2 separate regions of the Homo sapiens genome follow, and region 1 is linked to region 2. Evidence: chromatin contacts called from ENCODE Hi-C or POLR2A ChIA-PET data. All regions are on one chromosome and are shown on one strand. Each heading gives the region's core, a stretch centred on a gene start or an enhancer-like site at or near the end of the contact. The rest is flanking DNA. Distances are from core to core; before and after follow the strand shown. Region 1 has its middle 37 kb from the start of RUNX1. Region 2 overlaps RUNX1 (RUNX family transcription factor 1).

The links. A loop is a pair of places that touch in the nucleus more often than their neighbours do. ChIA-PET counts read pairs that join two places held with the same protein, here RNA polymerase II (POLR2A). Pooled maps may share reads with other maps.
Region 1: a pooled map shows a loop between it and region 2 (7-fold over the local background). The contact joins two enhancer-like sites. A Hi-C loop is called at or near these places in 8 of 50 pooled maps. POLR2A ChIA-PET finds 5 or more read pairs at or near these places in 5 of 52 experiments (activated CD4-positive, alpha-beta T cell, activated CD4-positive, alpha-beta memory T cell, activated T-cell and 1 more).

The regions. Positions count from the first base shown.
Region 1 is chr21:35,085,227-35,087,926 of GRCh38, reverse strand. No RefSeq gene overlaps it. Among named protein-coding and RNA genes, the nearest start is that of RUNX1, 37 kb to the right of the region's middle. Within about 2 kb of position 1,371, at least 3 of the 41 ENCODE cell types and tissues checked have a DNase peak (open chromatin) inside an H3K27ac peak, as active enhancers do.
Region 2 is chr21:35,025,492-35,028,203 of GRCh38, reverse strand. The region is part of intron 2 of RUNX1 (RUNX family transcription factor 1); the gene reads left to right. Among named protein-coding and RNA genes, the nearest start is that of RUNX1-IT1, 13 kb to the left of the region's middle. RefSeq lists a cis regulatory region at 1,296-1,313 and enhancers at 1,232-1,376, 1,030-1,532. Within about 2 kb of position 1,348, at least 18 of the 41 ENCODE cell types and tissues checked have a DNase peak (open chromatin) inside an H3K27ac peak, as active enhancers do.

The DNA of each region.
Region 1 (2,700 bases), core at 122-2,621, 60 kb before region 2:
TCTTATTGATCCTCTGCATTTCTGCCTACATTTTTAAATATCAGCTACTCAATTTCCACACACAAAAATACAAACTTGTAGTGATTCTCATTTAGACTTCATTGAATCAAAAGTTCAATTTAGGGAAAGTTACTATTTTTGTAATATTCTAATTCATGGAAATTATTTATTTATTTTCTTGTGTTTATTTTTCTTTTTTATGTTCTTTTTACTTTCCCACAAAAGCATTTCATAGTTTGTTGCATAGAAGTCTTTCCTCTCTGCCTCAGCTTGAAAATTTTTTACTGGCCTACATTCTAAACAACAAATCTGCTCTCCAGCTGTGTGATCCCCTAGTAATCACATATGTGACACGGTTAAATCAGATATTGTAATTTTCATTTTTTTTCTTCTTTCTTGGTTTTGTTTGTTGATATGCCTGGTACTGTTTATTAAATCCTAAACACTATGAAAAATCATGTAAAATTTCTGAATTATTTTATGTAATTTCAAAAAGGATTTTCTTTGTCTTCTTGAGGCAGATCCCTTAATCCAATCAGAAATTGAGCTGGTTTCAAATTGGATTTTAGTCTTACAAGGCTTTATCTAATTTCTGGCTTGCCCTTATTCCTGAAATATAGTACAATCAGCCCTTAGTAACCACGGAGAATTGGTTCTAGGGCCCCAAGCAAATACCAAAATCCACAGATGCTCAGGTCCCTTTTGTAAAATGGTATAGTGTTTTCATATAACCCACACATATCCTCTTATATATATAATCATCTCTAGATTACTTATAAATTCTAATGCAATGTAAATGCTATGTAGTTAGTTGTTATAGCCTATTGTTTAGGAAATAATGACAAGAAAAAAAGGTCAGTACATATGCAATACAAACAACCACCTTTTTTTCTCCCCTGAGTATTTTCAGTCCTAAATTGGTTTAATCCATAGACGCAGAACCCACCATTAGGGAGGTCTGACTGTACTTCACGGGTTTCAGCTGGGTTAATAACTAGGCTCTTCTCCTTTGGCAGGCTTTGAACCACATTTTTTTCACTGCAGTATCATGAGATATCCAAGAATTCTGCATCAAGTTTTTGGCCTCTTAGCAACTGATTTCTACTCAGTTTATCTACCTTTCAGCAGGAACAATTTAATAATCAACCAAAAACTTTACGAGAAAAGCAGCTCAGGGTGTTGGTCTCATTTCTCTCTGCTTCCCTTTCCTTTGGAATTTTGGCCCCTCAAGTCCTGGTTGCCTTAGCAGGGCTGAACATCAATTTTTGTCTCCCTGGGGCCACGAGACTCACAAAAGCTCTGCTCAGAGTCTCTTCCTCTTTGCCACTGAGTTATTCCTGACTCACTTGCTCAGCCTCTTTGCCCAGGATATGGACAGGAAAAAGCCTTAGGGGAAAATCAGCATAGAATGGCAGGTTTCTCTTTCCCTCAATGAGCAGGCTTTCTCTTTAAGATACTGAACCCTCAAATCTAGTCCATTTTAGTGAGTCTTTACTCAGATTGTGTGTGTGTGTGTGTGTGTGTGTGTGTGTGTATGTGTGCATACTCTACTCAGCTTTTCGTTTTGTTATTGATAGCAGGTTTTGTCCACCTCTGGCTGGTCCTTCAGAGCTGTTAGCTGAAGCAGTGTCTGATAGATTGAAAAAGCAAAAAATAAAGGACTCATAATAACCTTTCTAGTAAATATCCTTTTTTGCCCCTTTAACATAGCCTGAAAGAAGGAATGTGAAAAAAAATCTCAGAATTATCAAATTTCCCCATAGAATTTCATGCCACTGATAATATTTCAGGCACAAAATGTTTTCTGTTTTTAAAGTTTTTCCATATATTGGACTATAAATTCTTAAATTATCATATATATGGTAGTCCTTAGTGCTGGTTTCCAGATATTCTGGTTCTTCCTTCTTCTGGCACTTCCACCTTCTAGAGGATTCCCCATCCTGGCTCCTCTGTGGTGGGATACAACTTGCTCTGGCCAATGCATTGTGAGTATAAGTAAAGTGCCTGTATTAGCAGTTATCTCATTGCTATAAAGAAATACCTGAGACTTGGTAATTGATAAAGAAAAGAGGTTTAATTGGCTCATGGTTCTGCAAGCTGTACAGGAAGCATAACAGCTTCTGCTTCTGGGGAGGCCTCAGGAAACTTACAATCTTGGTGAAAGGCAGAGGGGCAGCAGGTGTGTCTTACAGCCAGAGCAGGAGAAAGATAGAGGGGGGAGGTACTACACACTTTTAAACAACCCAGAGCTCATGAGAACTCACTCGCAACAATAGTACTGGTACTAAACCACTCATGAGAAACCACCCCCATGACCCAATCACCTCCCACCCAGCCCCCACCTCTAGCATTGGGGATTACATTTCAACATGAGATTTGGGTGGGGACACAAATCCAAACTATATCAGCCCCCCATTGAGACCCCCAGAGTTATTTTCTTCTGCCACTGTGACCATTACTGGTCTAAACTGTCCTGCATTTTAGGGTGAAAATGAGAACAACATGGAACAGAATTCCTTCCTAAGCCTCAGGAGATAAATAGCATGGGCAATAAATTAACCTTGTTTTAAATCATTGAAATCATGAGGTTGCTTGTTACTGCATCATAACACAGCTTATCCTGATTCATACATTAAAGATTGCAAGAAATATATAGAATCCCATTTTATTGATAAAATTAAACAAGGCTCAGATTCTTGC
Region 2 (2,712 bases), core at 99-2,598:
CTGTAGTCCCAGCCATACTTTAAGAACCTTTCTGTAACAGGAAGTCTTTGACTGGTTTTGATGAAGTCTAAATGAAATCTTCAGGAAACTTCAGGCCTAAGCAAAACTGAGCAGAACCTATTTTTACAGCTGACAACTGGCACTGCCTCTGGAGGGACCTCTATGTTCTAGCTGCTGTCTGGAGATTTTATTCATATACCATGGATTTCTTAGTCTAGTCTCTCAGTTCTCAGATACTACTACTAATTAAACATGACTCAGAAACATGCATTTTTAAATGTAGGCCACAAGATCCTAAAGCCAGTCTGAGATAACATTGGATCTAGAATATTCAAATATGGGCTCCAAATTCTGTACCATTACACAAAACCATTCAACTTCTGAAAAATGTGGACACGTGTGAGTTCTACCTGCAAGATGCAAATGTTTCATTGATAGGAAAGAACCTGTGGTTGGGCTGGGGTTTGTGTGTGTGTGTTTATATTTATTTGCCACATCCCACCCTTCCTCCCCCATCTCTTGGCTCAGAACCTAACTTCAACTCTCCCGAATCCCCAAGGCCACTCCCAACTAGGATTTTTTAAATACCTTAACCATTTCAAACTTTCCTTCCCTTTGGAACCTAAAGGAATTTCATTTTCCATTTTCCATTAGCAAGGTGGCTCCAGTTAAACCAGGGCCTCAGGAATAAATACAGCTTGGTTTAAATATTTGCACATCTATTAGGTTTTACTCTAAAGCAGACTGTCCCGACGACGCCTTGCTATTCACAGTGTGGTCTTTGGACTGGCAGCATCACTACCACCTGGGAACTTGTTAGAAGTGCAGAATCTGAGGCCTCAGCCCAGACCTGCTGAATCATCGTCCCCATTTGCTCAAGAGCCCCGTGATTGGCCTGATTTTCATGCACATAAAAGTTTAAGGAGCCCTGCCTAAATCTCCCGCCTCCAAGCTGTCCCCGAAATGTTGGCCTCTCTGCCTCTGGACGCTTGCAGAGATGGGGTAGTGGAATCAGTTTCATGTGGGGGTAGGGTGCGGGCTTCACCCCCTCCCTTCGCCCCCTGCCCCTCCACCCTGCCCTTCTTGATGCTCTCCCAGCGGCTGCACCTGCAGAGTTTTCACTTCTCTGGGAAGCCTCTTGACACAGACCCCGTCCTTGCCTCTAGGGTGGGGCCGCTCTACTTCTTTTCTTTCAAAGAGCCTGGGATGCTGACAGCCTCAGATGGAGGCATCCTGTTTGTCGAAAAATAAACCGGCAGTTAAAGCAGGGTTGCGAGAGCGAGAAAACCACAGGCCTGCGCGCCGCTGATAACGCGCGGGCAGGCAGCTTTTGCAGAAGTTCCGTCGCTGCGGCGCGCTGCGCACCAGAGCTGCGCCACCGCCTCCCTTCCTGTCTGGGCCGCTCGCGTCCCCGCCGTTTCTGGCTGTTGCTTTCTGCGTCGCTCTTTCAGTTACTTCGCCCATTGCTTTTTCTAAAGGATCCCCTTGCTGCTCCGCCATGAGGGATGGATCCACCAACAAGTCCCCGGGCGGATGCGCGCAGATCCTGGACCCATAGGAGGCCAAAATTTACGAGCTGTCATGAAAATGACACCGTTTAAGAGAAGCTGAAGTTGCTTTCTCTTCTGCAGTATGTAATGCTTTGACCTGGTTAAAATAAATAAATAAATAACAATTTAAAAAGAAAGAAAGAAATACAGAAAGACTACATCCTCATGAGGCCTGTAATGCCAAAATGAAAAGGGACCCCAAAGTGCAATATCCAGATTGCTTTTCTTCTTGGAGAGAGTTGACCTGGCCTGATTCTATGCGGTGAATAACTAATTATCAATCTTCCCCTTTTGAGGGGTATTAAAGCCTCTTTCCCCATTTGCCTGTTATCAGATAAGCTAGGCAGATGAGAAGTCAGTGGGTAACCACAGGTATAACCACGATATTCACTGGAAACCAAAAGATTTGACCCCCCGAGGTAAAGAATGTACTTGAAAATAAACCTGAAAATAGTTTTACAGGAGCTGAAAAACTCAGTGTTCCCGAATCAGTAATACGAACTTCTCTGAGCATTAAAAAGTACAAGCACTCCTAAAAAGGACATCTTGAGTCACAGAAGATGATGCCTGTTGGGGTTGATTGAGTCCCTTTGGAAGAGACCCCTGTGCCACGGTGCACCAGAAAGTCTCCATCATTGTTGGGGCCTCTGCAGTTGTTCCAGCTACCCAGTGCTTTTTTATTATTCTTCTTGTCCGAAAACATAGAGTAGAAACAGTCCATACTCATTCCTTAATCTTCCTGTGTTCATAACGAGCAAGCACCCTAGATGAGTAAGAATCTACCTTATTTTTAAGAATTAGCAGAGAACCATATGAGTTTCCCTTTTCCTCCCCTAGAAACGTCCTCAGGTTGGCTAACTTTCCTATTGAGCAATTCCTCACAGCAATCACTCCGCACACCTCTCATCTGAGAGGCTGTCTTCCCATTCCTATGAGCTTTTCTTCCTCTGTCTCATGGCCTCACTCCTAATTATTCATGTTCTCCTGCTGAAGGCCCCTTGACCTAAATATAGAGACCCGTATATTTTGGCTACTCATGTATAGACCCTAATAATGAATAACTCAACTTTATGGTGACATAAAGGAGGAAAACTCAGGCCAAAGAATGTTTAATTCTTAGGGAAGAAGGAGAGAGCTGGCCAGGGATAGCGTGTGCTGGGTG